Linked DNA regions of Homo sapiens: region 1 is linked to region 2. Evidence: read pairs that join two places in POLR2A ChIA-PET (ENCODE). Cell type or tissue: GM12878. All regions are shown on one strand. Each heading gives the region's core, and the rest is flanking DNA. Links, peaks and the distances in the headings are about the cores only. Region 1 overlaps LOC107984369 (a long non-coding RNA gene). Region 2 overlaps PAK1 (p21 (RAC1) activated kinase 1).

Region 1 (11,931 bases), core at 4,226-9,225, 230 kb before region 2:
CTCCAGCCTGGGCAACAGAGTGAGACCCTGTCTCAAAAAATTAAAAAGAAAAGAAAAGATACTATTTTTTCCTTCATTTAATTATCTTGGCATCCCTGTCAAAAATCTATTGACCCTAAATGTATGGGTTTACTTCTGGATTCTCAATTTGGTTCCATTGAGCTATACATCTGTCCTTATTCTACTACTACACAGTGTTGATCACTGTAACTTCTTACTAAGATACAAAATCAGGCAATGTAAGTCCTTTAGTTTGGCTCCTTTTTTTTATTCAAGACTGTTTTAACTATTCTGGGCTCCTTAAATTTCCATGTGAATTTTAGGTTCCATTTGTCAATTTCTGTGAAAAAAGGCAGTTGGAATTTTGATATAGATTGCGTTTGTTTGTTTGTTTGTTTGTCTGTTTGTTTTGAGACAGAGTTTCGCTCTTGTTGCCCAGGCTGGAATGCAATGGCGTGATCTCAGCTCACCTCAACCTCTGCCTCCTGGGTTCAAGCGATTCTCCTGCCTCAGCCTCCCTAGTAGCTGGGATTACAGGCATGTGCCACCATGCCTGGCTAATTTTTGTATTTTTAGTAGAGATGGGGTTTCACTGTGTTGGCCAGGCTGGTCGTCAATGCCTGACCTCAAATGATCCACCCACTTCAGCCCCCCAAAATGCTGGGATTACAAGTGTGAGCCACTGTACCCAGCCAAATTTCATTTTTGTATTGTTCATTGCTAGTGTACAGAAATACAACTGTAGTCCCAGCTACTCAGAGGGCTGATGCAGGAGGACTGCTTGAACCAAGAAGTTCAAGGCCAGCCTGGGCAACATAGCAAGACCCCTCTCTAAAAAAAAAAAAGCTAAGCAGAAAATAAATACAACTGTTTTTTAGTTTTTTGTTTTTGAGATGGAGTTTTGCTCTTATTGCCTAGGCTGGAGTGCAATGGTGCAATCTTCGCTCACTGCAACCTCTGCCTCCCAGGTTCAAGCGATTGTCCTGCTTCAGCCTCCCAAGTAGTTGGGATTACAGGCATGTCCCACCATGTCCAGCTAATTTGTATTTTTAGTAGAGATGGGGTTTCACTATGTTGGTCAGGCTGGTCTCGATCTCCTGACCTCAGGTGATCCACCTACCTCGGCCTCCCAAAGCACTGGGATTACAGGTGTGAGCCACCGCACCCGGCCTAAATACAATTGATTTTTATTTAGGAATAAACTTAACTAAGCAGATGAAAGACTTGCGTACTGACTGCTGTCAAAAAAACAAACAAAAAATAATAATAAGGGTTGATGAGGACATGCCCAAAATGGAATCCCTGAGCATTGTTGGCAGGAATGTAAAATGGTGCAGCTGCTGTGGAAAACAATACAGAAGTACAGCAGTTTCTCAAAAATGTTTAAACACAATTACCAAACGATCCAGCAATTTTGCTTCTTGGCAAACATTGAAAAGAACTGAAAGCAGACTTTCAAAGGGATATCTATTTTTTTGGTTGTGTGTGTTTTCTGTTTGTTTGTTTTTTGAGACAGAGTCTCACTGTCGTTCAGGCTGGAGTGCAATGGTGTGATCTCGGCTCGCTGCGTCCTCCGCCTCCTGGGTTCGAGCGATTCTCCTGCCTTAGCCTCCCGAGTAGCTAGGATTACAGGAGTGTGCCACCATGCCCGGCTAATTTTTGTATTTTTAGTAGAGACGGGGTTGCACCATGTTGGCCAGGCTGGTCTCGAACTCCTGACCTCAAGTGATCCACTCACCTCAGCCTCCCAAAGTTCTGGGATTACAGGCATGAGACACTGTGCCCGGCCTCAAAGGGATATCTGTACACCCATATTCACAGAAGCACTATTCACAATAACCAAAGTTGGAAGCAACCCAGGTGTCCATCAACAGATTAATACAATCAAAATGTGGTATAAACATACAGTGGAATATTATTCTCCTTTAAAAAGGAAGAAAATTCTGATGAGTTATAATTTGGATAAACCTTGAGGACATTATGCTAAATGAAGTAAGCCAGTCACAAAAAGACAAATACTACTTATGTGAGGTACCTAGAATCATTAAATTCATACAGACAGTAGAATGGTGGTTGCCCGGGGCTTAGGCAGGAGGGTAATGAAGTGTTTTTGTTTAATGGGTATAGATTTTCAGTTTAGTAAAATGAAAAGAGTTTTCCAGATAGATGGTGGTAATGGTTGCAAAACAATGTGAATGTATTTAACACCACTGAACTGTATACCTGAAAATGGTTCAGATTGTAAATTTTACATGATGTGTATTTTACTACAAGTGTAATAAGAAAAAAAAATACACCTGAGGTTTTTTGTTTTGTTTTGTTTTTGTTTTAGATGGAGTCTTGCTCGGTCGCCCAGGCTGGAGTGCAGTGGCATGATCTCGGCTCATTGCAACCTCCGCCTCCCGGATTCAAGCAATTCTCCTGCCTCAGCCTCCTGAGTAGCTGGGATTACAGGCACCTGCCACCACGCCTGGCTAATTTTTTTTTTGTATTTTTAGTACAGATAGGTTTTCACCATATTGGCCAGGCTGGTTTCGAACTCCTGACCTTGTGATCCATCCACCTCAGCCTCCCGAAGTGCCCCAGCTCACACAGGCATGAGCCACCGCACCTGGCCCTGAGTTTTGTATATTGAGTTTGTAACCTGTAACCTTGCTGAACTTTATTTAGCTCTAATAAATTTTCTGACGTGGATTCCCTTAAGATTTTCTAGATACAAGATAATGTCATCTGTGACTAGAAATAGAGGGATTCCTTTTGTTTATTTTTCTCGCCTAATTGCCTGGCTAGAACCTCCAGTACAATGAAGAAACATAGCGAAAATGGACACCCTTCTGTTGTTCGCGATCCTAGGTGAAAACATTCAGTATTTCACAATTAAGTATGAAGTTAGCTGAGGGTTTTCATAGATGTCTTTTATCTGATTGAGGAAGTTACCTTCCTCTCCTAATTTTTTAGTTTGCCAGTCTTTTTATCATGAAAGGGAGTTGGATTTTGTCAAATGCTTTTTCTGTATCCATTGAGATGGTTATATGGCTTCTCCCTTTAGTAATATGGTGTATTACATTAATTTTCATATGTTCAATCAACCTTTCATTCCTGGGATAAATCCCACTTGGCTACTGTGTCGGGAATCTCCAAGATCACTCCAGGATCAATGATTCACCAGGAGGACTGACAGCTGTCATTTATTACAGTGAAAAGATAAAAAACATAATCAGCAAAGGGACATGGCCCATGGGCAGAAACGAGGTAATTAAGTACATGCTTCCAAAGGTCCTCTCTCAGAGGAGTCACACGAGACTGACTTAATTATGACAACACATGTGAAAAGGTACCTACCTGTGCAGCTCACTAGAGGCTAGGGGCAAGTTTTTACTGGGAGCCAGTCACACAAACACCATTTTGCCTAGCACATACCGAAATGTCAGACCCCAGAAGGAAAGCACGTGTTCAGCATAAGCCATGTTGTTTGCACAAACACAAGGCACAGTGAGCCCCTCTACAGCCAGGGTAGTAGGAATCGTCTCAAAATCAAAGTTCCCAGGCACTAGTGAAGTGCTAAGCTTGTAAGCAGGTCTTTCTAATGATAAGTATTCTCAGGTTTGCTATGATAGTCTTTTTTTTTTTGCACAATCCAACCTCTTGGCTCTTATATAAGAGCAAAAGACACCTTATTGTAAAAGAGTTTATAATAATTAGGGCACTGCAAAACAGAATATGCATTAGTCAGGCAGTACAGGTTAACAGAGTGCCCAATGTGGCCTCCCACCATGGGGCCTCTAACCCATGGGTTCCCACTGTAGTCTGAAATAATTCAGCTCAGGTCAGGCCTGGTGGCTCATGCCTATAATTCCAGGACTTTGGGAGGCTGAGGCAGATGGATTGCTTGAACTCAGAAGTTTGAGACCAGCCTGGACAACATGGCAAAACCTGGTCTCTACAAAAAATACAAAAGTTAGCTGGGCATGGTGGCATGTGCCTGTGGTCCCGGCTACTTGGGGTTGAGGTGGGAGGATTGCTTGAGCCCATGAGGTCAAGGCTACAGTGAGCCATGATAGAGCCACTGCACTCCAGTCTGGATGGAATGAGATCCTGTCTTTAAAATTAAAATAAAATAAAATAAAACAATTCAGCTCAGTTCTTGATATCAGAGGTACTGCAGTCAGTTCCAAACAGCTTTTGTTTGTTTGTTTGTTTGTTTGTTTGTTTTTTGAGAGGGAGTCTCACTGTCTGCCAGGCTGGAGTGCAGTGGCGCCATCTCAGCTCACTGCAAGCTCCGCCTCCCAAGTTCACGCCATTCTCCTGCCTCAGCCTCCCGAGTAGCTGAGACTACAGGCACCCCCCACCACACCCAGCTAATTTTTTGTATTTTTAGTAGAGATGGGGTTTCACCATGTTAGCCAGGATGATCTCGATCTCCTGACCTTGTGGTCCGCCTAGCCTTGGCCTCCCAAAGTGCTGGGATTACAGGTGTGAGCCACTGCGCCCGGCCAGTTCCAAACAGTTTTGCTTGTCCTTGACATCAATTCATCAGTCTCATGAGTGTGGATGACATCCGTAAGTGTTCTGCCTGGAAAGCTGAGGAGCAGGGACCACTCTTGCTGTCTCAAAGTCAGCTCTATCAGCTGTGATCATAGGCTTAGAAGTCAGTTTGAATAAAAGGTGCTCAAAGCAGCTCGGAAAGGCAGCACGGGAAGTTTTTGTTCAGTAAGAGGGGAAAGTTTCCAGAAACAACTCTGAAAAACAAGAACATCAATTCCCTTCTTGCCCTTGCCCTCAACCAGGCCTCCCCAGGTGCTGGGGCTCTGTTTTCCTACACGTTTACAAAATCAGTGTGTTCCATTTAGTCAGTGATCAATATCTTACATTTTTTTCATCCCATACTCTAACCCGGACCTTTTGTCTGGAGGAGTTGTATGTAAGAAGGACAAAAGAATTTTCACCGATATTATAGAACAGTTTCTTAACACCTAAATAAAGAAAAAAAAAAAAGAAAATGAAGAATAAGAATAAAAATAAAGACAAAAATAATAAATGAAAAAATAGAAAAAGAATTTTCACAGAAAAATATTTTTATACCACTTAATCAAAAAGACACATCATGTTCAGAAGTTGGTCAGGACAACATCCTGAATTTTCATGCATTTTCAAAATGGGTTTATATAACTTCTCAGCCCTTTAATCCTGATTATTTATCCAGTGAGCATCCTAGAAAAGCCTTGCTTTTCTGAAGATAGCGGCATTTTACAATCAAGCTGCACTTAGATTTGTGTACCAGGAGAAAGATGAGAGAAGTAGGGTTAGGGTATCATCAATCCATTGTTGAAACTGCAAATAATTAGGAAATTCAAGCACGAGTCAACAGTAGTGAGGCATTCCTGAGAAAGGGTTGAGTCTAATCTGTCAGAGGGCTCATACTGTTTGTGATGTGCCCTCCCCTAAGTTGCAGCTTTTGGCAGGGATCACACATTAGGAATGCAATCAGTCTCTGCATCCAAAATATAGAGATGATGAGTAATTTAATTTCACACAATCTCATCGGAGAATAAACACTTTCTTGTAGGTATCTGCAAGTGACCCAGATGGACCAGCCAGTTTCCCTGATGTTTTCACAATTTATGGCCCCACAAAGGACTGTCCTAAATCTGCAGTGGTCCATGAGTGGAAGAGCTGTTTTTGAGCATATGTCTGCTTTCAGTTCTGCACAGCTCATGTTGAGACTGAAACAGGCCCATAACAGACAGTATCTAGTTTTATGTAGTGTGAGTTCCAGGCAATTAGGGTCTGTGAATTCAGGATAACATAAAAGCCAGTAGCTTCTTCAGCACCAGCAAAGTCAATATGCTTCAGGACCACAAAACTGTGTTCCAAATCTAAGTGACAAGCAGGATTCCACTGACCCTTTTTGTCTTATTAGTCTTATAGTCCAAAATGACCCACTTAAAAATCACACATCGGCCAGGCGCGGTGGCTCATGCCTGTAATCCCAGCACTTTGGGAGGCCGAGGCGGGCGGATCATCTGAGGTCGGGAGTTTGAGACCAGCCTGGCCAACATGGTGAAACCCCATCTCTACTAAAAATATAAAATTAGCCGGGCGTGGTGGCGCTTGTCTGTAATCCCAGCTACTCGGCAGGCTGAGGCAGGAGAATCGCTTGAACTCGGGAGGCAGAGGTTGCAGTGAGCTGAGATGGCACCATTGCACTCCAGCCTGGGCAACAAGACTAAAACTCTGTCTCAAAAAAAAAAAAAGAAAAAAAAAATCGCGTATCAGGCCAGAAAATCATCTGTCTCTTAAGGGTCAAGTGTCTGATTTCACAAAAGCTTATTACCAAAATAAAAACTGCTTTTGAAACTCCAAAAATATATCTCTCTGGAGATTGCCTTTTCATGTTGCCTCCCATTTTCCTGAAGCTCTAATAAGCAAAAATTGTAGTATAAATAGTTATGGGCCAGGCATGGTGGCTCATGCATGTAATCCCAGCACTTTGGGAGGCCAAGGCAGGCGGATCACCTGAGGTCAGGAGTTCAAGACCAGCTTGACTAACATGGTGAAACCCCGTCTCTACTAAAAATACAAAAAAAATTAGCCAGGTGTAGTGATGGGCGCCTGTAATCCCGGCTACTTGGGAGGCTGAGGTAGGAGAATCGCTTGAACCCGGGAGGCAGAGATTGCAGTGAGCCGAGATCACGCCATTGCACTCCAGCCTGGGCAACAGAGTGAGACTGTCTCTAATAATAATAATAATAATAATAATAAGAAGAAGAAGAAGAAGAAGAAGAAGAAGAAGAAGAAGAAGAAGAAGTTATGGAGAATTGTTCTGTTTCCAGTACTCAATGAACTTATATTCTAATGTGTCCACAAAAAAGCAAGGTTTTGACCACAAAATGAGTTAATTAAGTCATTTCACTAATGCGTTTTCCTTTTTCTCTCTTTAATTTTTATTTTCATTCCCTTCTTTTCACAGGTGTTGATCATTAACATGTTGTCTTTGCAGCTTTCCATGATTGGAATGGTTCCTCCAGCATTTATGAAATTACAAGCATATAGGCCAGGCTCAGTGGCTCTGTGTCCCACCACTTTGGGAGGCTGAGGCGGATGGATCATGTGAGGTCAGGAGTTCGAGACCAGCCTGATCAACATGGAGAAACCCTGTCTCTACTAAAAATACAAAATTAGCTGGGCATGGTGGCACATGTCTGTAATCCCAGCTACTCGGGAGGCTGAGGCAGGAGAATTGCTTGAACCCGGGAGGCGGAGGTTGCGGTGAGCCGAGATTGTGCCATTGCACTCCAGCCTGGGCAACAAGAGGGAAAGTCTGTCTCAAACAAACAAACAAACAAACAAACAAAAAGAAAGAAATTAGAAGCATATAACATTTTACGTCAATGTTTATACATCCAGATATAACAGCCACAAAATACGAAACCATTTTTTTAAATTCCCCATTTTTTTGCTCTCACTGCAAATTTACTCAAACCTCAGTAGTAAATTCAGCATTTACAGGGTTAACATTTGAGTTTCCAGAGAAGATCTTGGCTGGAATCTAAGGAGTGGGCATGGTGGGTCTGCTGCATCAGTGGCAGCAGCTAGGCTGAAGAATGAGTTGGGGTATTCTTCTCCCTCTGTTTTGTCTAAAATTTTACTGTAGCCCTGAACTCTAATGTTATCTTTTTTCCCCCCACCTGGAAGAGAGGTTATTTTTTCCACCTGGAAGACAGAACAAATATAAAAGGTATCATCTGGACTGCATCCCTCCCCAACCCTGTGTTAGCCTGAAGAGCCAAAAGCAGCCAGGGGTTCCACTAAGCCAAATCTCCTGGAGTTGGAGCTATCATTTTAAAATTCCATAGGTAACTTCTGCCCCTCACAACAGAGTTTCAGCTGCTTTATTATACCATGGATGATTCCATAGCCACCCAGGCACCAAAGATTCATCATACCCCATTCCCCTTCATCTTTCCTCTACCCAAACAATGCGTGGACCACATATCATTGAGTCAGGGTCATTCTAGTGAATTTCACTTTTGACACGTACTGTGTCAGGGTCATCAAGACAACTCTTAGGATGGACAGGAGGATGCATAGGACTCAGCATATAATCATACTCATGCTATTTGTCTTAGATGATGGGTGAGAAGGAGTTCTTTTACAAAGTAGCCAGGCATGGTGGCTCACATCTGTAATCCCAGAATTTTGGGAGGCAAGGCAGAAGGATCACCTGAGCCCAGGAGTTTGAGACCAGCCTGGGCAACATAGTGAGACTTCATCTCTAGAAAAAAAATTTTTTTAATCTGTTAGGCATAGTGGTACACACCTGTACTCCCAGCTACTCAAGAGGCTGAGGTTACAATTGCCACTCCAAAATCATAACTGAGACACTGAAAGACATCTGACTTAACCAACTCCATCTTGCCTCTAACTCCAAGCTGTCATTATTCATTCCTGGGCATTAGCTGAACTGACTTTGGGAGGCACTTAGTTTATAATCCGCAGTTTAGAACAAAGACAATAACAGCCCTTTCCCAAAACAAACCCACATCTTGCCTGGGGACTAGACTGCCTAAGTAGGACTAACAAATTAGCCAAAAGATCAATTCTGACCCTCTCCAAATTGCTCCTGGGGATAACATCACTATTGTAAGGCCTAAGATCTGTGCCTGAGATGTTTTGCAGCCCCTGCACTTGATGGATCAGCTGGCACCACCCAGCTCAATAAACTGGCTCATTTGATCCTGTGGCCCCCACCCAGGAACTGACTCAGCACAAGAAGACAGCTTGGACTCCCTGTGATTTCATCTCTGACCAATCAGCACTCCCGACTCACCGGCACCCCATACCCACCAAATTATCCTTAAAAACTGATCCCTGGCCAGTGTGGTGGCTCATACCTATAATCCCAGCACTTTAGGGGGCCAAGGCAGGCAGATCACTTGAGGTCAGGAATTCGAGACCAATCTGGCAGTATGATGAAACCTCATCTCTACTAAAAACACAAAAATTAGCCATGTGTGGTGGCACACCTCTGTAGTCCCAGCTACTCAGGAGGCTGAGGCAGGAGAATCTTGAACCTAGAGGCGGAGGCTGCAGTGAGCCGAGATTGCCCCACTGCACTCCAGCCTGGGGGACAGAGTGAGACTCTGTCTCAAAAAAAAAGAAAGAAAAGGAAAGGAAGGAAGGAAGCAAGGAAGGAGGGAGGGAGGGAGGGAGAGAGAAAAGGAAGGAAGGAAGGAGGGAGGGAAGGAAGGAAGGAGGGATGGAGGGAAGGAAGGAAGGAAGGAAGGAGAGAAAAAAACAAAAACAAAGATTTTGAGAAGGATCTATCTACTTTCAATTCCTGGGGTTCCATGAAGAAAACAGAGGTTTTTCCCAAAACGGATTGTGTGGCACCTCCTCTGTTTTTCCCAAGGAGTCTCAGGCTATTAGAAGCTATCTTAGAGCCTCTCATGCATGCATTGAGTGGCAAGAAAAAATGGAGAAAAATAATTCAGTTGACTGAAAAGAAAAAACTTTTTTCTAGAACAACAAGATCCAAGATAAAAAAAAAAGCATAAAGGCCTTTTAAATATACCTATTGGATATCCACTTCTTTTTTGAGATGGAGGCTCACTCTTTCTCCCAGGCTGGAGTGCAGTGGTGCAGTCTCAGCTCACTGTAGCCTCCACCTCCCAGATTCAAGTGATTTTCTTGCCTCAATCTCCCGAGTAGCAGGGACCACAGGCCCACAACACCACGCCTGGCTGATTTTTGTATTTTTTTGTAGAGACGGGGTTTCACCATGTTGCCCAGGCTGGTCTCAAACTCCTGGGCTAATGCAATCTTCCTGCTTCAGCCTCCCAAAGTGCTGAGATTATAGCTGCCAGCCACTGCTCCTGGCAGATATCCACTTTTAATTAAGCTGACTTTTAACCATAGTGCTCTTTTTAAAATCCTCTTAGATCTCTTATTACCTGACTTTAGCCATGCCAAGTGGCCAAAATTTCTGGACTTTGAACTTTACAAAAGGTAACCTCCCAGGTGTTTAGAGAAAGGAAAATTCAAGAAGGGAACCCTGAAGTTGTTCATGGAGGGGAAGAGAATTAACAAATGATTAAGGTCACACAGGCCAGGTGTGGTGGCTCATGCCTATAATCCCAGCACTTTGGGAGGCTGAGGTGGGCAGATCGCGAGGTCAGGAGATCGAGACCAGCCTGGCCAACATGGTGAAACCCTCTCTACTAAAAATACAAAAAACTTAGCCAGGCATGGTGGTGGGCGCCTGTAATCCCAGCTACTCGGGTGTCTGTCAGGAGAATCTCTTGAACCCAGGAGGCGGAGTCTGCGGTGAGCCGAGATCACACCACTGTACTCCAGCCTGGGCAACAGAGCAAGACTCCGTCTCAAAAAAAAAAAAAAAAGGAACAAAAAAAAGTCACACAAATATCACCCAGAAAGTACTCATATCCTGAGCCAGGAATTGAACTCAGGCCACCACTGTAAAATGGCAAAGCCTTAGCTGCTGAGCTACAGCACCGAGCTCTTTCTGTTGCCCTTCCCAGAAGGAGTCTAAGGTAGTTAATTTTGAGCTTGCAAACACTTTTAACTCCTGAAAATGATTTTTGGAGCTAACTATGACATGAACCCCCAAATTCCTGTTTCCTGGAAAATGGAGACCAAGAGAAAGTACTCTCACATGGTTACAAGGTCAGGCTCCTAAGGACATGAAACAAGATGGAGACCTCATCCAGTTTTTCTGTTTTTTTTTGTTGGTTTGTTTTTTGTTTTTTTGTTTTTTCTTAAGAGACTTGTAGCAAAGTTTGGAACTGACTAGTTTGCTGGGGTGGTTTGAACAGCGGGCTTATGGGGTCCTTTTGTTTTATCCTAAGGTACTTCTCTTTATGACAGACGCATACAGAAAGACACACAAAGCCCACCAGATTCGCTACTGTTTAACAAGAGCCTTAAAATCCTTTGTTGCATTAAGAAAAACTTTACAGAGGATATAAACAGTGATTGTTATCATTCATTCAACTGGTTTGCACAGAGAGAGGACAGACATCTGATTGGTAAGAAATCCTTTCACTTTTGCTGGTTGCCTTTTCCCTGAGTTGTTCTAGTAACCTGGCTCACTGCACTATAGCCCTGGGGGCCAAGTTGCAACACAAAGAGAATTTATCTTTTTCCACATTGGCCAGAGCAAAATACATGTGACAAAACATAGACATTAGCCACTCCACTTAGCACCCAATATCAAACGGGCAAGACTCAAACTTGCCCCTGGATGGGCCCTGTCATCTTTAAATCTTTTTAGAAGCTTCTGCATATTAATAGGCATCCCTAGATGAGACTAATTTGGGAGCCCTCATTTTTAAATGCACTTCAGTGCATTGTTGTTCAGTTGAAACTTTCCACTGTAAGTTATGTTTAGTAAAATTTTGCCATTTCTGTAAGGCTCTGCTGCTTCCCAGGCCTAACACTTATGCAGGTATAAGCTGGAAGAAACTCAGTCCTCCAGAAATTAAGGATCTATTTTTACCTAAGATATTGGCTTCACTTTCAGTTTCCCTTGATCAGCTTAGCCAATGATTTTTTCCTACCTAAGCAAGCAAAAAAAATGAAATAAAGGGGAGGAACAGAAAAATCCCTGTGAATTTTCAAAAGCCAAATTTTACAACCCCAACAATACCACCACGTACTACCAGTTTCTTTCTGGCCTAGTCAGATATAAAAGGCCTCTAACTGGATTCAAGCCAGTTAATTACCAGATCAAATTTGATCCTGGACCCAGTCTAGTTTCTGTCGCAACTTCTAAACCTAGTTTGGAAAAGAAATTTGCTCAAAGAAACTCAGAGAGCTGGCCGGGTGTGGTGGCTTATGCCTGTAATCCCAGCACTTTGGGAGGCTGAGGTGGGTGGATCACTTGAAGGTCAGGAGCTCCAGACCAGCCTG
Region 2 (11,931 bases), core at 2,978-7,977:
TAGGTTTCACCAATCCGATATGCCCAGACCACACTTGGATTTAGCACTTAAAGACTTGAGAGAGGAGGTAACGGGAAACTAACTTTCTTTTTCTGATGGCAGAGGCAGTAGCATCCCCTGCAAGGTTGGGTTCCTGGCACTGAAGTGGCATTGTTGTTTGTGATTGCTGCACAGAGGTTGAATTCTTGATCCAGAAGTGACGGTGGTACCCATTCTAGCATGTAATGATGAGAAGTAGCTGCAGTGGTTTCCTCATTGGACTAGTTCTGCAGTGTAACTTTGTGCTTTATTCTGGAAGTTTAGCCTTAAGCCTATTTTTCCAACCTTCACCAAATTTTGTGAGCCCCCAATATTCTTTCAGTACATTGATTTTCACTAGACTCAGATTTTAAATTGATTTTCACCAGACTCAGAGTCTGATGCTTACATCTAAGAATCCTTTGAGTCAGAGGTCATCAGACTACAGCCTGTGGGGCAAATCTGGCCCCATTGCCTGTTTTTGTAAATAAAGTTTTGTTGAAACATAGCTACACACATTCATTTACATATTGTCAGTGGCTGCTTTTGTGCTACAAAGGCAGAGTTGAGTTATTGAGACAGAGGTGATAGGGCCTGCAAAGCCTAAAATATTTACTATTTGGCCTTTTGCAGAATTTTCCAACCCCTACTTTAACTAATAATGGTTGTCCCTTAACAACACTGAAATGTTTCCTTAATGAGACAGTGAGTATTAGTTTGAGTTTCACCCTTTTTTCTTAAATTTTGGTTTTGGCTTCCAGGATGCTCAGAGCAAAATTTGGTCATGAATTGCAAAGCATGGAGTGTTGGTACTATGTTTTAATTGTCTCCTACTTTATTACCTGTATTCCACTGATGATTACTATTGTCCTAAGGGGTGTGTGTGTGTGTGTGTGTGTGTGTGTGTGTGTGTGTGTATTTGAAAGCAACTTGAAAGCCATTTTTGAAGTAGACAGGTTATATTCTTATTCTGTTTTTTTTTTTTTTAAAGAACTTGGAAAGAGTGATTGCCTGCCTTATTGGGAATATATCAAATTGTGAAGAATATTCTCAGTCTTCCTTTCATATCTATCTAGTATTGTCTTAATTTGCTCAGATCTTTTTCATTCTTCTGCTAATAAGAGGAATTTATTTATGGTTAGAGACCAGTGGCTAATAAGGAATCAATGTTTCAGACTAGTAAGAAGCATCTTTTTCTTGATTCTCTAGTATGCTTCTTGTTTGTATCAATTAGAAATATTTTCAGCTGTAAGTAGTAGAAAACAGTGATTTAAAATATAGGAATTAATTTTCTGGAGGGAGGGCATTGGTTGCTTGTATAGGGTGGGATACAATGCCATTTAGAACCCAGGCTCTTTCTGTTTTTCTACTCTGCCAGCCTTTTCTACTCTGCCACTCTGCCAGCCACTGAGTGTGTGCTTTTCACTCTTGTACTTATGACCTCAAGGTTACTAGGCTACTGTAGCTCCAGAAAGAATGTTTGAGAAAAGAAGAAAGGGGCGGAAAGGCAGAATTAGCACTCTGCCTGTGTTCTATTTTATAATTAAAGCAACCATTTCCCCAGAATCCTTAGAAACTTACTGACTAGAACTTTGTCACATGCACATGCCCAACTTTAAAGGAGGCTGGAAAAATGAGTGTTTAATTGTCTCATTACTTTCCTGGATAAAATTAGGGTTGGCAAAATTGGCAAGGATGAAGGGATGAATGGATATTGATTAGGGATTTGAAAGTCATTGGATTTTAGTGACTTTTTTTTTTTTTTGAGACGGTGTCTCCCTCTGTTGCCCAGGCTGGAGTCCAATGGCGCGATCTCGGCTTACTGCAACCTCCGCCTCCTGGGTTCAAGTGATTTCTCCCTGCCTCAGCCTCCCAAGATTACAGGTGCCTGCCACCATGCCTGGCTAAGTTTTGTATTTTTAGTAGCGATGGGATTTCACCATGTTAGCCGGGCTGGTCTCAAACTCTTGACCCCGGGTGATTCACCCGCTTCAGCCTCCCCAGAGTGCTGGGATTACAGGTGTGAGCCACTGTGCCCTGCCTTTAGTGACTTTTTAATATGGTTTTAAGAAATGTATTTGTACCCTGTATGATTTTATAAAAATGTGTGCTGGTGCCTGTGTTTTATTGGAGCTACCTCATTTTGGGCTGGAGATATAGTAGCAAATGAGGAGATATATACTACCTTTCCAGTCTAGAGGTAAAAATAAATACTATCAAATACTTTCAGTAAATTGGATAAGTGTTTGGGACTTCTCTGAGGGCCATATTTAGGAGTCATTAAATCTGTTTGAGGGATTATAGGAAGCCTTCATAGAAGTGGTGACATTTAAGCTGGGTCCTAAAGGATAAGCAAAGGGAGGAAAACTTATGGGATTATGCAGTAACTTGTTGCTGTATCTTCTCTGCTGAGGGGTTGATTGGCAATGTTAATACCTCAGAGATTGTGCATTTCATTATTAGATACCTCTGATTATTATAATGTTCTTATAGAATTCTCCATTTCTTCCTCCCTTCCCCTGTCTCTCTTTTTGGTTGGGAGGGCAAAAGGTGTTTTGTATGACATGATGAGAGAACTCTTGGACAATTACTTTAGGCCACTCTAAGACTGCATCCACATTCCTTTCTTAGCCTTCAGGATTCTCTGTAGCTTTTTTTCTGACTGGTCTTTCTAGCTCCATTTATTCATTCATTCCTTCATTCAGCCATTACTTATCTGTCACCCACTGTTTGCAAGGAATAGTTCTGAGGTCTGGAGATAAAGACAAAGTCTTTGCCTTTGTGGAGCATATGTTCCATTGGAGGGAGCCAGCCAATAGGCAAATAAATGTCAGTTGATGATAAGTGCCAGGATACAAATAAAGCAGGATAGGGTGGAATAAAGGGTGCTGATATAGAGTAGAGGGGGATTTTTAAATCATTTTATAAAGATTGGTTAGGGAAGAATTATCTGATAAAGTGATATTTCAGCAGAGACTTGAAGGAAGACAGGGAATAAGCCATATGGTTATCTGAGGGGAAATGTGTTTTCAGGCATAGTCACCATAGGGTATGAAGGCCTGGAGGAGAGAGTGTATATAGCCTGTCGGAGAAAGCCTTGGTGCCTGGAGCAGAGTGAGTGAAGTGGGGAAAAGTCGGAGATAAGGTCAGTGAAGTAGCAGGGTGAGATGAGGGGAGGAGGTAGAGGAAGGTAAGATCATATAAGGCCTTGTATGTTTTTCTAAGGACTTTGGCTTTTACATTGAGATTGGGGAAGCCACAGGAAGATTTTAAGCAGAAGAGAGTGATGTGATCTGAGACATGTTTTAAATAGATCACCCTGGGAGGCAAGAATGGATCAGTTAAAAAGGATGTTGTAATATTCTAGGTCAGAGTTTCCCAACAGTGGCGCTATTGACATTTTGGGCAGGATAATTCTTTGTTATGAGGGGCTATACTATGCATTCTAGGATGTTTAATAGTATCCCTGGCTCCCACTTACTAAATGCCAGTAGCACTTACCCAGTTGTTTTAATCCAAAATTTCCCTTGACATTGCCAAATATCCCCTGGGGAGCAGAGCAAATCTGTCCTGCCCTCCCTAACTCCTCTTCACCCCACTATTGAGATCCACTGTTGTACACAAAAGTTGCTGATGGTTTGGACCAAGGTGATAACAGTAAAGGTGATGAGAAGTGGTTGGACCGTAGATCTGTTTTGAAGGTATAGTTGATACAATTTGCTGATGGATGCTTGTGGGGGCTGATAGACAAAAAGTGGAGTAAAAAATGAATCAGATTTTTGGCTTAGCAACTGAAAGAGTAGAATTGCCATTTATTGAGGGATGGGGGAGGAAACACCTGAAGGAGGAACAGAGTTTTGACTTGTTAAGTCTGACAGTCAGTGGCACAGCTTTGTCTCCTATTGTCTTTAAAAATGCTTTTCTTTTTGAGGGTAAGAACTAGGTCATGTCATCTTTGCATCCATAGTGACGAACATTGTGTCTGGCATGTAGAATATGTTCAATAAGTGGTGAATGAATGATGAGATTATTTACTATTTCCAAGAAGGACCAAGTTATTTACTGTTTCCTAAACCGTTCATACTTTTTTCTCCTTTGGGCCTTTGTTTTTGTGATTCACTCAAGGGAAATCTCAGTAGCTCTATGAAAAATTTACTCCTTCTTCAATACCAACCCAAATACTGCCTCTTCCATGAACCTTTTCCTAGTTCTGCAGGTGTAATTAATGTCTCCCTTCTCTGCACTTCTTTGCCTTTTTTGAAATTCAAGTATACTTTGACTTATGACTGGTTGCTTTGACTTATGACTGACTGCCACTAAATAGATTTATTAATATCTTTTTTCGTTTCCATCTTTCTTTTGCTTGTTTCTTTACTTATAGTGTTTTTGTAAGCTACTATTATTATTTATTTTATACTCCACCTCATATCTAGATCTAAGATGCTCTAGATCATCATTACTGAAAGTATACTCCACAGTAAGTGACCTTAACAGGCAATTGGCCTCACCATCTAATTACTACAAGAAAAAATTTCATCTCAGATGTTGTTTTAAATCCAACATCATCATTGTTGACTGATTTCCTTGTACATTTAACTGGTTGTGTCAGGAGATTTATAATTTCCACTTAGTACACATATTGTTTTAAAAGTTATTTGTGGTTGCAAAAGAACCCAGTAAAAATAATCATTTTCAAATCCTTTAGGCACTTCAATCACACTAGTCATCAGTTATAAGCTATTAGATTGAAAGCTGTAGTCTCCAAACAAAACCAAATTTTTGAATGATTATTGATCATTTGCTTTTATAATAGAGTTAGCAGGAGTTGCAAACTCATATGCCTACAGAGGAGAGATAAGTGACTTAAAAAGGCCTGGTTAGGCTTAAGATGACTACAGAGACAAAACATTGCTGGCCAAGGTCCATGACTTATAAGAATAATTTGTTAATTATTTACTTTGAAAACCAGAGGACTATTTAAATGAAAGGAGTTATTGCACTTAAAACATGTTAACTGCTAACTTGTATAACTTCAGCACATCATTTGAGATCTCCAGGATTTAATTTCTTTGAATGTACAGAGTCATCTCTAAAGTTGCTTTTACCTCATTTGATTCTGTTAGTAATAAATAAAACTGCTGGCATCTTACCAGTATGCCTCAATTTCATAAGTATTGTGTTTCATCAGCGGGAACTAAACTTAGCCAAGTTTCCTATAGCAGCACCCACCATTGAAAGAGAGAGACAGTGTATTAGCCAGCCAGTTAACTTTTGGTAACCAAACCAGCGTTTGGTTTTTCAGAACTGAAATCTAAAATAGAAGATGTCTGAATTTGATCCTTCCCGCTGAAGATATTAGTGGTTCTGCCTAATACTGTACATAGATGTTTTGTTGTTTCGTCTACCTGGTCCTATTTATTTGGTTCAGTCATTTTTCTAGTGCAGCACTTTTTAGTTTTGTATTTGCCAACTTCCCCTATTAGTGGTGATTTCCTGGAGACGTAGGCCATTTCTAGGTCATCTTTAATCCTCAAAACCTGGAACAGGCAAGAGCACATGACAGATGTTTGAAAAATGTTTAAAGAGATGGCATACTTATTAGCTTTGTAGGTGACAAAAACTGAAAGAGAAAACTAATATTTAGATGAGTAAGCTTGGAATGATGGGCTGAAGCCAACAAGATGAAATTTAAGAGGAAGACAATGAAGTTCTGCATTTTAAGTCTCAAAAGAAATGGCAACATATGGGCAGACTGGAGGAGACTTAGCATGATGCTATTCTTATGAAAATGGTGGTTTTGGCTGCTGAAGCTCAATGTCAGCCAAAGGCATTGCAGTGGATAAAAATCTAATGTAACTTCAGACTGAATTATTGGAAGTATTAAGTACAGTTAAAGGAGGTGATAGTTCCACTATGTTTTGCAAGGGACAGACTGCACTTAGAGTATCATGTTTCCCTCAGGGTACCAGGCAGTAAGAGGATCATTGCAAACAGGACTCTATTTAGTGGAGGGTACGCTAGATCATCATTACTGAAAGTGTAGTCTGAACTGTTCCCAGCCCACAATGAGATAAGCATAGAAATTGAAAGTACTTAGAAATCTTTATAGCAATTTGTCAGAGTAATTTTGTGTCTAATGAATCTAATAAAAAGGAAGATGAACTTTATCTTGTATGTCTTTGTTTCTTTCTATTTTTTTGCTTGATACTTTTTTATTTTAATAGATTTTATTTTTTAGAGCAGTTTTAGGTTTATAGAAGAATTGTGTAGAAAATGCAGAATCCGGCTGGGCGCAGTGGCTCACGCCTGTAATCCCAGCACTTTGGGAGGCCGAGGCAGGTAGATCCCCTGAGGTCAGGAGTTCAAGACCAGCCTGGCCAACATGGTGAAACCCCATCTCTACTAAAAATACAAAAAATTAGCCAGGTGTGGTGGCGTGCACCTGTAATCCCAGCTACTCGGGAGGCTGAGGCACGAGGATTGCTTGAACCGGGGAGGTGGAGGTTGCAGTGAGCCAGGATCACACCATTGCACTCCAGCCTGGGCAACAGGAGTGAAACTCTGTCTCAAAAAAAAAAAAAGAAAAGAAAAAAGAAAACGCAGAATCCCTCTCTCCCCATTTCCTCTATTATCACCATCTCATTAATGTACAATTGATGAATCAATATTGATACATTATTATTGACTAAAGTACATAGTTTACATTAGGGTTTACTGTTTGGGTTGTATAGTTCTGTAGGTTTTGACAAATGCATAGTATGTGTATCCACGATTATAGTATCATACAGTATAGTTTTACACCCTAAAAATGCCCCGTGCTTCACCTATTCATTCCTTAACCACTAACCCCAACCTTTCAAATACCTGGCCGCCACTTATCTTTTTACTATTTCTATAGTTTAGCCTTTTTCCAAATATCATGTAGTTGGAATCAGCCTTTTCAGACTGGCTTCTTTTACTTAGAAATCTACATTTCAGGTTCTTCCATGTCTTTTTGTGGGTTGATAGTTCATTTCTTTTTTTACTGAATAATACTATATTGTATGACATACCACAGTTTATTCATTCAGTCTTGAAGGATATCTCAGTCGCTTCCAGTTTTTAGCAATTCTGAATAAAACTGCAATAAACATTCATGAGCAGGTTTTTGTGTGAACATAGTTTTCAACTCATTTGAGTAAATACCTAGGAATACTATAATCACATAATGATGATTCAGTCAGTGATGAGCCACATATATGATATAGCCATCATCACATATTAATGCAACACATTACTCATGTTTGTGGAGATGCTGGTGTAAACAAACCTGCTGTGCTGCCAGTCATATAAAAGTATAGAACACATATGTACTTTTTTTTTTTTTTGAGACAGAGTCTTGCTCTCTTGCCCAGGCTGGAGTGCAGTGGCACAATCTCTGCTCACTGCAAGCTCCGCCTCCTGGTTTCACACCATTCTCCTGCCTCAGCCTCCAGAATAGCTGGGACTATAGGCGCCCGCCACCACGCCCTGCTAATTTTTTGTATTTTTAGTAGAGACGGGGTTTCACTGTGTTAGCCAGGATGGTCTTGATCTCCTGACTTCGTGATCCGCCCACCTTGGCCTCCCAAAGTGCTGGGATTACAGGCGTCAGCCACAGCACCTGGCCAATTATATGTGTTATATAATGCTTGATAATGATGATAAATGACTCTGTTACTGGTTTATATATTTATTATTCTTTTTGTTGTTATTTTAGAGTGTACTCCTACTTATAAAAAAAAGTTAACTGTAAAACAGCCTCAGGCAGGTCCTTTTGGAGGTCTTCCAGAAGAAGTCATTGTTATTATAAGAGATGTCAGCTCCATGCATGTTATTGCCCCTAAAGACCTTCCAGTGGGACAAGATGTAGAGGTGAAAGACACTAATATTGACAGTGGGACAAGATGTAGAGGTGGAAGACACTAATGTTGACAGTCCTGACCTTGTGTAGGCCTAGACTAAAGTGTGTGTTTATGTGTTAGTTTTTAACAAAAAGATTAAAAGGTAAAAAAATAAGAATAGGCAGGCGTGGTGGCTCACACCTGTAATGCTAGCACTTTGGGAGGCTGAGACAAGTGAATAGCTTGAGCTTAGGAGCTGGAGACCAGCCTGGACAACATGGTGAAACTCCGTCTCTACTGAAAATACGAAAATTAGCTGGGCATGGTGGCACACGCCTGTAATTCCAGCTACTCGGGAGGCTGAGGCACAAGAATTGCTTGAACCCAGAAAGTGGAGGTTGCAGTGAGCTGAGATCATGCCACTGCACTCCTGCCTGGGTGACGGAGTGAGACTCTGTCTCTAATAATAATAATAATAATACAAAGAATACAAAAAAGCATATAGAATAAAGCTATAAAGAAAATATTGTATAGCTGTACAATGTGCTTGTGTCTTAAGCCAAGTGTTAATGCAATAGAGTCAAAATGTTTTTAAAAAATTAAAAAGTTTATAAAGTAAAAACTTACAGGAAGTTAAGGTTAATTTATTGTTGAAGAAAAAAAAATTTAAGTTTAGTGCAGCGTAAACATACACTGTTTATAAAGTCTACAGTAGTGTACAATACTATCCTAGGCCTTTCCATTCACTTACCTCTCACTCACTGACTCACCCAGAGAAACTTCCAGTCCTGCAAGTTCCATTCATGGTAAATGCCCTTTACATATGTACTGTTTTTTTTTTAATCTTTTATGGCGTATTTTTACTGTACTTTTTCTATGTTTATATATGTTTAGATACACAAATACTATTGTGTTACAGTTGCCTAGTATTCAGTACAGTAACATGCTATACAAGTTTGTAGTCTTGAAGCAGTAGGCTATACCATATAGGCTAGGTGTGTAGTAGACTGTACCATCTAGGTTTGTATGTGTACACTCTGTGATGTTCGCATAACAATGAAATCACCTAATGACACTTTTCTCAGAATGTATGCCTGTCATTAAGTGACACATAACTGTATTTAGCTTTGTAAGAAATTCCTAAACTGTCTTCCAAAGTGGTTGTATCATTTTGCATTCTCACCAGCAATGAACGAGAGAGTTCCCGTTGCTGCATATCCCTGTCACCATTTGGTGTTGTCAGTGTTTTGGATTTTAGTTATTCTAATAGATGTGTAGTGATATCTCATTGTTTTAATTTGCAGTTCTCTAATGATAAAAGATGCTGAGCATCTTTTCATATGCTTATTTGTCATGCATATATCTTCCTTGGTGAAGTGTCTGTTCAGATCTTTTGCACAGTTGTTTTTTTTAAATTGGGTCACTTCTTACTGAGTTTTAAGAGTTCTATGTATATTTTGATACAAGCCTTTTATTAGATGTGTTTTCTCCCAGTCTGTGGTTTGTTTCTTTGTTCTCTTAACACTGTATTTTGCAGAAATTTTAAATTTTAATCCAGTCTAACATGTCAGTTTTTTCTTTCATGGATCTTGCTTTTGGGGCTGTATCTAAAAAGTCATTGCCAAACCCAAGGTCATCTAGATTTTCCCCTACATTATATTTTAGACATTTTATAGTTTTGCATTTTGCAAATGCAATGGTTTGTGATCCATTTTGAGTTAATTTTTGTGAAAAGCATAAAGCCTGTGTCTAGGTTGATTTTTTTGGATGTGGATGTCCAGTTCTAGCACAATTTATTGAAAAGACTGTCCTTTCTTCATTGAATTTCCTTTTCTCTTTTACAGTCAGTTAACCACATTTGTGTGGGTCTATTTTGGGCTATTTACTTCAATTCCACTGATCTATTTATGTTTTCATTAATATCACATTGTCATTATCACTGTAGCTTTATAGCAAGTCAGTCTTCCAATAGATATCAATATAGTTGTATCTATAAAAATATATTGCCTAGGCCACATGCCAGACCAACCAAGTCAGAATCTCTGCTGGGACTCTAGTATATTTACACATATTTAAAGCTTTCCAAGTTATTCTGGTGGACAGGGAGAATTAAAAGCCACCATACTAAACCATAAAATCATCACCTCCTTGAAGATGTGGTTCTGTTCACTGATGTGTCTATCCCCAGTGACTTGCATAAGATGCTTAAATAGTTGTTGAATGAACAAACGACTAAAAGAACTGGGAGTATTTATCTTGGAGAAGAGAAAAAGTGGAGGGGCATAATAAATTAGCCTACATACATACATAGTTGCAAGCCTTTAATGTGACTTGCCCTGGAGGACGTTGCTCCTGGAGCAGAATTAGAAATTTACAGAGAGCCACCTGGCTGAATGTGAGGAAACACTGCCTCATAGTGCTGGTGGAAAGTGAGCTCCTCATTCCTGCATGTATTTCAGAAAAGCCTGGAAGACCATCTATAAGAGGATGCTGCATGGGGTGGGAAGTCGAGTAAGATAAGTTGCTATGATTATTGCTTATTAGTTTGAAAAGCTGTGTCTAAGGCAGAGGACTGCTTCTGGCTCTCATTCACCCTGTGTAAATTGGGATGAAGGACATGGTGTGGGGTTAAAAAAAAGTCTTAAAATGACTTTGAAGCTGAATCCTCAGACTACAGCAATTCTCCGGGTGTCTATTATTGACCAATTCTTTCTTTCTTTCTTTTCTTCCTTCCTTCCTTCCTTTTCTTTCCTTTTTTTCCTTTTTCTTTTTTTGAGATGGAGTTTCGCTCTTGTTGCCCAGGCTGGAGTCCAGTGGTGCGATCTCAGCTCACTGCAACTTCCGCCTCCTGGGTTCAAGGGATTCTCCTGCCTCAGCCTCCCGAGTAGCTGGGATTACAGGTGCCTGCCACCATCCAGCTAATTTTTTGTGTTTTTAGTAGAGACGGGGTTTCACCATGTTGGCCAGGCTGGCCTTGAACTCCTGAGCATTTACCAGATGTGTGGTCTTGGAGAAGTCACTGACTTCTTTCACCATCGTATTCTGTTTTCCACCAAGTTCTGCTGCTGCTTCTTCCAAGCTGTGTCTTTAGAAAATAGGCTTGCTTCTTTTTACATTATCTTACAATATGTTAGTCTAAATCATTACTATTTTCTGTTGCCTGAACCTCTGAGAGAAGTTATTAACTTATTTCCACTCCTACCCCCTTTCTCCACTGAACAGCCAGTGATCTTTTAAAAAATGTAAGTTAGAGTTTGTCATTCTGCTTTCAAACCTTTCAAAGCCTTCCCACTGCTAAAACTTGGAACAAAAGCCTAACTCCTAATTATGACCCGAAAGAGACACCGCATAATCTGACTTCTGTCATGTCTCTTAAGAGCAGGGTTTGGGAGGGGGAAGAGTGAGGTAATACTACCTCCTAGGGAGCATTTGCAAATGTGTGAAGGTGTGTTTTATTGTTTCAGTAATTGGGAGGCACTACTAGAGGCACTACTAGTCTGGGCCGTGTTGGTAAATGTTCTATAATGTGTTGTTCAGCTCAGGTTCCATCACAATGCCTGATGCACAATAGTTGGTTAAAAAATACTTATTGTATGAGCCCTGGACATTTTCCCTGGACCTCCGTTTTGACGTATGTGAATTGGTATAGTGCCTACTTCATAAGGTTGTTTTGAGAGAGACATAACATTTATAAAGTACCTAGTACATAATAGTTCTTAATAAATGGTAGCAGTGGCTAGGTGTGGTGGCTCATGCCTGTAATCCACAGTTTGGGAGGCCAAGGGAAGAGGATTGCTTGAGAACAGGATTTGAGACCAGCCTGGGCAACATGGCAGACCCCATCTGTACAAAAAATATAAAAATAACTGGGTGTGGTGGCAGGTACCTGTAGTCCCAGCTACTTGGGAGGCTGAGGTGGGAGGATTACTTGAGCCCAGGAAGGTCAAGGCTGCAGTGAGTCAAGATCCAACCACTGCACTCCAGCCTGGGCACACAGCAAGACTCTTGTCTCAAAATAATAATAATAATAATGTAGCAGCTGCTGAGCTTT

The links. ChIA-PET counts read pairs that join two places held together with the same protein. Peaks named below come from ENCODE experiments on the same cell type or tissue, not always from the same donor. Only the 100,000 strongest peaks of a DNase experiment are listed, where the experiment ranks them.
Region 1: POLR2A ChIA-PET joins it to region 2 with 5 read pairs; 3 of 35 experiments call an interaction of 5 or more read pairs at or near these places.

Annotation. Positions count from the first base shown.
Region 1 is chr11:77,641,609-77,653,539 of GRCh38, reverse strand. LOC107984369 (a long non-coding RNA gene) reads right to left here. Exons shown (of 3, transcript XR_001748072.1): 3 at 7,282-7,321. Among named protein-coding and RNA genes, the nearest start is that of CLNS1A, 9.8 kb to the right of the region's middle. RefSeq lists a cis regulatory region at 8,680-8,913. In GM12878, for the core only: no CTCF peak of the experiment used is centred there; no DNase peak of the experiment used is centred there.
Region 2 is chr11:77,412,407-77,424,337 of GRCh38, reverse strand. The region is part of intron 1 of PAK1 (p21 (RAC1) activated kinase 1); the gene reads left to right. Among named protein-coding and RNA genes, the nearest start is that of PAK1, 56 kb to the left of the region's middle. In GM12878, for the core only: no CTCF peak of the experiment used is centred there; DNase peaks (open chromatin) are centred at 5,288 and 5,474; H3K4me3 peaks cover 1,390 bases; H3K27ac peaks cover 2,072 bases.